2 separate regions of the Mus musculus genome follow, and region 1 is linked to region 2. The links are chromatin contacts, found by POLR2A ChIA-PET in ENCODE. All regions are on one chromosome and are shown on one strand. The core of a region is the stretch at or near the end of the contact, and the rest is flanking DNA. Distances in the headings are between cores, read along the strand shown.

Region 1 (5,037 bases), core at 2,009-4,508, 510 kb before region 2:
TAAACTTAGCAACACACAGACACTGTCAGAAGCTTAAAGTTAAGTCAGCCCCTCAGCTGGGATTCAGAGTTTTAGTCCAAAAGATTTCCTTTGATACCAGAAGTACTTCTTCCTTAAAACCACTGTGGGTTTTTTTTTGTTTTTGCTTTTTTGTTTTTTGTTTTTTTAAATATTGGCTAAAACCCACTGCCATGTAACTGGCTCCTCCCAAGGATGCAGTGGAGATGTAAACTTGAGTTTGCTGTAATCTTCAGCTCCGGGAATGAGTAAGGAAGGTGTCTCTTTCTTAGCTGCAGGTAATTTCCGAGCAAAAAGACCAGCAAATCACATGGCCCACGTGCTTTTCTATGAAGGAGGAAAGGTTTAAGGAAAAACTACCGGATTGGAGCTGTGACCGGTCTTTATATGGGAAAAGATTAATTCTGGTGGACTAACGACATCTAAAATTAGAACGTGGGAACAGGGTTATGTGTAACAAAATGCAGGACATTGATGTATCTGTGTGTGAGTGGATCTCCAGACTTGAGAAAAGAAAATATGAAATGAATATTTAAGAAGCTATCAGAGGAGTGTAATTACATTGATTTCTGACAGGAGACCTCAGTGGCCGAATCTTAGTTCTCTTTACGGTTATGGGCGCTCTTAAAACTCTTCACGGTAACATCTTTTTGATGGCCTCTAGAAAGGATTACATCATGACAAGCCCTCTGTTTTTCTGGCCAGAGCGGAGGTTAAGGCAAAATCTTGAGGTTGGCCTAATTAGGTGAACTTTGAAACTGCCCTGATGGTACACCTGGCCTTTGACTGAATTCTGTGGGAAATGCAGCCATAGATTATTTTCAGTTAGTAGCTGTATTAAGGGCAGAGTGTGTGCTTAGCATGCCCGACCCTGGGCTCAGCTCCCCGAATTTTAGGAGATTAGAATATGAGTCAGGTTACCTTTGTCAGACGCTGTGTCCGTCTGTCACTTCTCTTCCTGTCAAGCTTTCATTGTCCCCACATCCCTTAGGAAAATAATTGGTTTGGTTTAAAGGATTACACTGTGCATGCAGGGCCCAGTGTCCTTCCCTGGTGTGTCCTCCTTTGCTGTGTGGGACAATGAAAGAGAATCTGATTAGCACTGGGCCTGGCTCTGAAGTGACTCTCACAGATGTTACTTTTGGAGCTGGGGACTGTTGGGTTGTCTCCCCTGGTGCAGCACTGTAATATAACTCTTGACCATAGGAATGAACCGGGGCTTTCTGAAACCCTTCAGTGTTGCACACTGTGGTCTTGGTAGGAACTCACTCTTTCATACTGGCGTAAATAGGACGCCTGCCATAATCTTTGTTCTAATGCCCGGTCTTCACCCGTGGATTGGTTAACACTCATGTGGTATTTATAGTATGTGCTGTACTAATCAGTAAAACATTCAGTGACTCATTTCATCTTCAGAGCTAACCAGGGAGGTAGGGATGTTTTCAGCTGGGGAAACTGAGGCACAAGAATGGTCTCGGGCCTTGACCACGGTTCTATAGCTAGTAAGCCTACGTCTGGTTCCATATATTCTATCCATAGATAGTTGTTGCTGTTGCTACGGCTGTTACTTATTTTCAGGAAAGACCTCCTGTGTACTAGGCAAATGTTTTGTCACTACCCTCTACTCCAGCCCATGACTAATATTTTAGAAGGCCGAACACATTAGGAAAAATAGAAAAAAAACCAAACTCTTAAATGTTTAGATGTGGAGGTTGTGGCTGATGAAGGGGCATCTGTTCTGCCAGATGTCTAGCTGTGGGATGAAGAAAGGCCTGCAGTTGTGAATCTCCTTGTTTACTGCAGGCATTAGAAGGTATGAGCCAGTGGGCTTTCTTTAGGTTTGTTTCTCTGAGGTATTTGCATAAATTACTATGTGCAGTGGCCTGTGAGAAACCCTAGAAATGTCACACACAGGTTTCCCAAGAATTACCTATGCACTATGTCAGTTTTGTGGACTAAAAATTCTATCTTTCTCTCTCTCTCTGCTTCTCTCTCTCTCTCTTAATAACATTTATTTAGCTTGTGTGTGTGTGTGTGTGTGTGTGTGTGTGTGTGTGTGTATCCCACAGTGTGCATTTGGAAGGCAGAGGACAGCCTTCAGGAGTCAATTCCCTCTACTGTTCAGCTCCTGGGCATCAAACTCAAAGCAGTCAGTCTTGGTGGCAAGTGCCTTTACCAGCTGAGCCAAGTAGCTTTCTTCTCAAATATGAACTAATGACCTCAGATGTTGTGTGGTGTGCTTACAAAACCTGTTCTACTCCTGTGCTAACCTGAGACGATTGTAACTCTTTGGAGATCTGGCTGTAATTTAGAAACTTTTAACGTGTACCTTTGTGGGACTTGGAGGGGAAAAATTTGATTTGACCAATTTCTGTCATCTGTCAACTTAGATGTATTTTGATTTCTAAACAGAACTGTGGAAAAGACTTCTTTCTAATTGGGAATGCCTTGCTTTGTTACCTAGGAAACACCTGATTGTTTTCTTAGGGAAATATTCTGCAAATTAGACTTTTAAAGGTCTGTATTAAAAATGCGCATAAAACATAAAGCTACATTTGAAACTAGCTTTCGGCTTAAAAATTAGGTTTCTGTGTGGTCAGCAGACAAGTCAGAGAAGCATCGTCTGAAGGAAGACAATAGCCTGGGTTTAAGAAAATTCAGTGTTTGGATCATTGTCATTAGCCTCACAAATGTTTGCTTTCAGGTTGTAGTAAAGAAAATCGAAGATAATGGCTTTGCCCCTAACTCCCATTTTTCTTGTATTAAGATCTAAGACCTACCTCAGTTCACATGAGACAGAGCCCCAATTTTTGAGAACAAACTGTAGAACTTCTAAATTTGAGGAAGAAACTGACCCTTTTTAAAAAGACATATTCCAGTGAAAACCAAAGGCAGCCAGAGCCTGGACCTCTGGATGTGTCAAGGAGCCTCACCTACCTCGGGTGTCTAGCATGTCCTCGCAGGGACCTGTTGGTGGTCTGTGCAGCCACAGGGAACCTTACACGAAAGGCACCTGTGCTTGCTAAAAATCTGCTCCGAGAGTGGAAAAGCAGATCCAAAATGCTAATCCTTTGTCATTGGTCACAGTCCCTCGACACTTCTTTACCAGCTAACTGCTACTGATTCAATTTGGCCAACTGTGCTTAGCTTCCTTAAAACCTGCCGCAGTTTCGGTTGAGTAAAGCGGTGATTCATTTCCTGCCCCGTGGGGTGTCAGCCAGCTCTAATGGTTTTGTCTGCAAGAGCCCACAGCTGCCCAGGATGGCGGGAGGGAAGCAGTGGGGCTAGCGCCTGGGCTTAGAGCGGCACTTTCCCGCGGCATCGGGAAGGGATTGAACCCAGGCAGTCGATTCAGGTTGATCATTTGGTTTTGTAGAACATACGTCCTCTTGATTTCTCCTGTCCGTCAGGAGCGCAAGAGAACAAGCAAGAGAAATGTTCTCTGTGTGGGTGTCTTTCCCAGGAGAGCGCCCGAGCGACACTTCAGATCTCGTTTATGCAGCATAGCTTGATTAATTTGGCTGGTTGTTCAGAATATGTAGCCATTGTAGTACAGCTCTAGCTTGCTTTCTCTCTCTCTCTCTCTCTCTCTCTCTCTCTCTCTCTCTCTCTCTCTCTCTCTCTCTCTCTTTCTTTTTTTCGTCCCTGGTCCCTGAGACAGGATCTTACTGCGTATTTCTAGCTGTCCCTGAACTCACAGAGATCTACTTGCTTCTGCCTCCCAAATGCCACCACGCCCAGCCGCCCGAATACAGCCTTTTGTATTGTGTGAAAGTATCAGCAAAGAGAAAGAGATTTTCAGTCTTGTGTTTAACCTCTTCAGGACGGTGTTTTTATTTTCGGTTTTAAATTACACTTATTTATTTTAGGGGGCACTCACTACAGAGGTCAGAAGACAAGTTGGTTTTATCCTTGTACCATGTAGGTTGTCCTGGGAATCAAACTCAGCTCCTCCCGCTTGGCGGCAACCGCCTTTACTTGCTTAGCCATTTTGTAGTCCCATCTTGTTTGTTTCTGTGGAATCAGCTTTTCTGAATCTCAAGGAAAGAATAAAATAACAAGAAATGCTGTCAGCAAACCAGAGTGTTGCAGGTTGGATGGTTAGAGTTCAGAGTTGGCACATGTTTCTCCATCACTTTTCTTTCAAAGTAAGGTGAATCAGTACCCATTTTCTGGATTAAAATAGACACGTGAATGTGTGTCTCATTTGCATATTTTGCGGGAAAATTTGTTAGGTTCAAATGCAAAGTTCAAAAGGATGATATTTGCTTTGTTAAGAAATCAGTTTGGGGCTGGAGGGATGGCTCTGCAGTTGGAGCACTAACTGCTTCCCAGCACACAGGTGGATGTTACCAAACGTCTGATGCTGTTCTCCAGCTTTGGAGGGTCCTCATGTGCACAAGCCCTCCCCATTTCATGCACACGTTTTTAAAAGCATATTTATGTGTGTATATATATATATATATATATATATATATATACACACACACACACACACACACACACACACATATGTGCCTTTAAAGGCACATACATATATGTGAATTTTAATTTTGCAAAATAGTTATTTTACTATCCATCTAATAATGAATTGTCACACACACACATATATATATACATATATATTTACCTTTTCCAGAAATATCTCAGTTCAAAAATTGGATATATTTACATTTTGCACCTGTTTTTAGTTTCAGTCAAGGAGTATTTTGCACATGTTTAGAGTCCCAAAGAAGTGAACTTCCACACTTGTTCTTGAGTCTGAACATGAATGCCAGTGTCAGCTGAGGAGACCATTCCTCCCTCGAGCTATACTGGAGATGGTCTTTCACATTCATTTCACAGATGCAGGGTTCTGTTGGTGGAGACATTCACTCTGTGCATTCATTGGCATACTCAGTTAATTGTACTACGGCATCTTTCCCCCCTTACCCAGAGTTCTATTTTAAAAGCAGAAATTGAGAGTGTTCATGGAGAGTAAGACCTTTAGTTCCAAGAGGAAGGAAAACATCTACTAAG
Region 2 (5,133 bases), core at 1,721-4,220:
GACACAGGTAGGCTGCTCCTAACACCGGGGCTAACCGCACTCCTCCAAGAGGACATTCTCCTCTGAACCCAAAGACAGAGAGAGGTAAGACACTTGTGGCAGGCCCTTCCCCTCCCTCAGCACACACGTGTACCCTCCCACCGTGAGCCTGGGTCTGTGTCCTGAGGGGGCGTTTCCTGCCCTGACATTACCTTCTTTCAGTAAAGAAATAAATTTATTTTTGCTTCTTCCTTCGGTTTTCATCGTTTTTATTGTCTAGTAACTGAAGGAGATGAGCATCTGCTATTCTTCGTCATGTGAGCACCAGCATCATGCGTAAGGAAAGCAGGGATACATAAGAATTAAAGGTAAGGGGAGAGCTCATACAGCTCAAAGCCAGAAGGGATGAAGCACGGTAAATGCCTTTTCAGAAACTCTGAATAAGGACCGGGGAGATTCGTCAACTCCCGAGTCCATGGTTTCAAAACAACACAGCAACAAAAGACAAGTGTGGAGGTGTATGATTGCAACCTAACCACCGGGAAGACAGAAACAGGTGGGTATCTGAGGCCTACCCTACTCCATGAGTTCTAGGCAAGTGAGAGACTCTGTCTAGCACACACTCACAGACATGTGCACACACACACTCAGTACAATCCTGTTTCTGTATTCATGTTTTCAAGTGATGTTATGTGGGCTGCAGATGTCTCAGAAGACCCACATTTGGTTCCCAGCACCCACATTCAAGGGCTTACCACTGCCTGTAGCTCCAACTCCAGGGTTCCAATGCACTCTGGCCTCCTTTGGTATACACACACACACACACACACACACACACACACAGCATGCAGCCGTATACACATGCATGAGTGTACACACACACATAAATCAAATCAAATCGTTTTTTAAAAAAGATTAAATTATAATCTGAAGGTATCCTTTCATATTTCCCTGCAGGTGTAGATTTCTGTGGAGCCTAACAAAGGTCCCTGGTACCTGTCCTGGAAGACCCTTAAGGAGATCAATCCCAAGACAGACTTCAGAGGGGTATGGAAGATTTCAGGACAGCGTAGCCTGAGCCAGTGTGTACAGTGGTGTAGCCTAGGCTAAAGGGTCAAAGAGTAAACCAGCCTAAACCACAGAAGTCCCTCCCCATATGGCCTGAGTATCTAATGCCCAGAAGAGGAACCCATACTGCCAGAGTGGCCACCCTGGTGCACTTTGCAGGTGAAGGAGACTGGACCCTAAGCCTTCTAACTCCACATCCACAACCTTCCTCTTTCGAACGCAGTCAGAATGGAGCTAACATTTCTGATGGTATTTGGGGTTAGTGTCTCCATAATTTTTCTCTTAAGTGGTTTTCCCTTTGAGACAGTATTTCTCTATGTAGCCCTGGCTGACCAGGAACTCACTCTATACACCAAACAGGCTGGCCTTGAACTCGGAGATCTACCTGCCTCTGCCTCCCTAGTGCAGCGATTAATACCACCATGCCCTGTTTCTTTTACTTTTTTTTTTTTTCTGGCTGACATATATCAGCCAGTGGGGGTGCAGCTCATTTGGTGGAGAGCTTGCTTTTCTAGCATGGAAAAGTCTGGATTGTATCTCCAGTACTATAAATTCAGCATGCTGCCAAGGTTTGTAATTACGGGGCTGTGAAGATAGAGGCGGGATGATTAGCTCAAAATCGTCTTCCTGTATACAGTGAGTTAGAGGTGAGAGACCGGGCTACAGGAGATCCTGCCTTAAATAAAAAAGAAAAAGAAAATGAAAAAAAAAAGGCATTTAAGAAATTAAGGAGGGGGGGGACTCTCTCAGGCTTTGGAAGTGACTTGAAATCCTGCCTCATTTATTGTTCAGAAAACGAAAAGGAACAACTTTCTTTGGTTCCTGCCCCATCCTTCCCACCCGCCACGATGACTGTTCTTGGCAGAAGGCCAGACCAGCACCGGGTAATTCCACAGTACATTGGGTACATGCGCATGCATTTAACCCGCTATTTAAAGAGATCCTTTGCTGCCACCTGTAAGAGGACATAATGACACTCTTTAAGTGGCTGGGCTGGGAAGGGAGTTTTCTTCCCTCAAAGATGCCTGAGTCTGTGAAGTGGTTGGCACTTGGAGAAACTAAAGAAACATCTAGGGACATCACAAATACAGGACCGGAGGCGAGAGAAGGAGGAGCGCTAGACACAGGGTCCTGGCTCCGGCTCTCCGCTTGGTGGCTCCATCTTCAAGACAAGGAGAAGGAATCGGCCAAAGCTCGGGTGCGGCCTGATTACCAGCCTGCTGCCATTTGGGTTTGCTGAATTCCTGGATCTCTCTAGGGGCCTGGAGATGCGAAAGAAGATGGAGACTGGGGACTCCTGGGTAGGACGTTCAGTCGGGAGGAATCCAGGACGCAGGACGCCCCCTGGAGTCGAGGGAACTGGCTTGTGGAGGCAGCGCTGGGCAGTGGAAGGGGGACGGGGCACCTGCGCTCCTGGGCCCGCCGCACTTTGCAACTCTGGGCAGTAGCGAGCCGAGTGAAGTGGGGCTCGAGGGCAAGAGGAAGTAGAAGCTCAGGAACCAAAGGCTTCCTTAGTTCCGAGTGCGCTCCAGCTGTCCAGGAGTGAGATAGTGGTAGGAACACCCAGCATGACGCACTTCCAAGTCCCTGGTGGCACATCGTGGGGTATCAGGTGCTCTGAGCCCCTCACCCACCCCAGGCGGGTACCCTCGAGGCCCCCGGCGCTAGCGAACAGCCGGCGGCGACCTGGACCGCGTGGCTGGCGAACAGTGAACCAAGCCAAAAGGTAAACGCCGCCTGGTCTGCCCACTGCCTGGTCTTAAGAGGCGGCGCAGCTCCGGAGCACCTTGGGTTCTAAGGATCCTCACTTCTGGGAAAGGACAGGGAACTGTCAATCAACGAGGGAGGGAGCGCACCGGCGCCGGGTGATGTCAGCGGATCAGCTGCTCCATAACAAAGAGGGGGTATCACAGGAGAAAGTTGCAGTGGCGGCAGCACCCCAGAGCCTCCGGGACCGGGGACGAGAGGAGAGGGGGCGGCGGCTGCGGCTGCCGCGGCTGGCGGAGGAATTGAAAGGACTGTAGGGGGAGGCAGCGCGAGCCGCCCCGACTGCTCCTCCTCTTCCTCCCCCTCCTCCCCCTCCTCCAAACTCGCAGGGCTTAGCTCCAGCGCTCGCTCAGCCACCAGGAGCACCCAGAGGGACGGGAGCCGGCCGCACGGCCCCGGGCTGGGTAGGGTCTCAGCCGCCATGGATAGCGACGATGAGGTGGTGGAGGAAGCCGTGGAAGGTACAAGCTTTTCTCCAGGACTCTGGGGTGGGGACAGGCGCCTGGGGCGGAAAGCGCCAAAAGAGTGGCGGTCTGCGACGCGCGCCGGGCCGAGCCGAAGGCCGCCGCGGTCCCTAAGCGGATGGCGGGTCGCTCGGCTCAGGCGGGGGCTGCACTGCCTACGCCACGCCGCCGGGAGCGTGCGGGGCGCGGCGGGGCAGGGGCGGGGAATGGGGCCCCGCGGGGTCCGCCGCCCTGGGAAAGCTGGGCCCCTGCATCCCGCCTGGCCTCGGCAGCATCCTCCCTGGGAGTTGCGACGCTGCCTAGCACCTTGGCCTTAGTCCTTGCGGGGATGGAGGATGGGAGGGCAGTCCCTTGAGGCCCGCGATCTCCGCGGGGCAGCGTTGTTTCAGCCACCTCGACTTCCCCTCTCCGACCGCCTGCCCTTTTCCTGACTGAGTCGCTGCGTCCCATGGCCACCAGGGCCGGGTCTAGGTGGGTCTCCCATCGCAACGCACCCGGCCGCACACCAGGCACATGGCGGCCCTGGCCGCTCCTCCGGGGTAAAAAAAAAAAAAAAAAAAAAAAAAAAAAAAAAGATGAAATCATGGCTAGGTAGAGCACGCCGCTCCCCACCAGGCTACCCTGCCCCTGGGCGAACTCAGCCACCCGCCCTTCCCCCTCCCGGCTTCCCAGCGAGGTGCAGGCGCGCCGTGCGGACGCTCCAGCCGGGACCCAAATTGCTGGGTGACACTTAACTTTCTGAATTCCGAGCTGTCGGCTGCCGGTGATATCACCGCCTGGGTGTCAGGTTTCTCCGCCCCCTCTTGCGCACCCCTCCCCCGACTCCCGTCGCCACCGTGTTTTGCTGAGTTTCTCCGCCTCTTTTTTTTTTTTTTTTTTCTTTTTTGCCCCCCTACTTATAAAACGTCCGTGGCGACGTTATACAATCTCGTTGTTTGTGGCTTGAGAGGTTATGATTTTGTAACAACGAACACTGGAAAACACTCTTAAGCGTATTTATTATTTATCTTATTCTATCCCAGATAGTGTTCCCGTGATGTTTTTGCAAGATTGCGTAGTGTTGTTCCAGAATTTGTTAAACACAGCAACTGACTAATTTTAAGTCGGTGGTTGAATCTGGTTTTGATCTCATTTGTATAAACAGGTCTGACAAACGATAAAGAAAAAGTGGCTGTGCTTAACAAATGCATATGGATATGTACTTGTTAGTGCTACGTGGGGAGAAATCTCTTTGGTGTGTCCATAAATACAACTTTTGCAGACTGCTGAAGGCTTAGGGTGAGATGAAGCAGAATAATTTTTTGAATTTCCGGAAAGGCATCCATTCTAATTTACTTTGTAAAATGTATTTCTTCATTTTAGTTTTTGTTTTGTTTGTTTGTTTTTTTTTTAACAACTTTTAAGTACATAGTTTTGCTTGTAACTTTTGGAGAGACTAAAATGCGGATCCACAGAGCTTACATTTCTCTAAATAAACCCAGTGTTGGGATTAATGAGGCCCAGCTAGCATTGTTTGAGCCAATCATAGGAAGCCTTCTTTAACTTCCAAAGTTATTGACTTCTTGTAAATTTCTGCTATGACAGAAAAAGTGTTCTTAACAAAGTGCCACTGTCGCTCTCATTCTTCCTGGGGTTTTTTTGCCCTAAACAGTATTTTTTAGGTTTGTTTGTGTTGTTGTTGATGATGGTGATTTTTTTATTCTTTAATGTCATGCGCAGTGGTGTTTCTGTTTGCATGTATGTCAGCGTGAGGATGTCATATTCCCTGGAACTGATGTTACAGACAGTTGTGAGCTTCCATGTGGGTACTGGGAATTCTTCCCAGGTTTTATGGAAGAGCAGCCGGGGCTCTTAA

What was found. ChIA-PET counts read pairs that join two places held with the same protein, here RNA polymerase II (POLR2A).
Region 1: POLR2A ChIA-PET joins it to region 2 with 13 read pairs in Patski. The contact joins the enhancer-like site here to the promoter of Setd7 in region 2. POLR2A ChIA-PET finds 5 or more read pairs at or near these places in 2 of 5 experiments (Patski and embryonic stem cell).

The regions. Positions count from the first base shown.
Region 1 is chr3:52,068,237-52,073,273 of GRCm38, reverse strand. All of the region lies in intron 1 of Maml3 (mastermind like transcriptional coactivator 3), which reads left to right. Among named protein-coding and RNA genes, the nearest start is that of Maml3, 34 kb to the left of the region's middle. Within about 2 kb of position 3,258, at least 1 of the 3 ENCODE cell types and tissues checked has a DNase peak (open chromatin) inside an H3K27ac peak, as active enhancers do.
Region 2 is chr3:51,558,660-51,563,792 of GRCm38, reverse strand. Setd7 (SET domain containing (lysine methyltransferase) 7) reads left to right here and starts at 2,970. Exons shown (of 8, transcript NM_080793.5): 1 at 2,970-3,275. The coding sequence starts at 3,236. It overlaps 5031434O11Rik (RIKEN cDNA 5031434O11 gene), which reads right to left and starts at 3,808. Exons shown (of 5, transcript NR_160686.1): 1 at 3,585-3,808; 2 at 2,904-3,044; 3 at 1-62.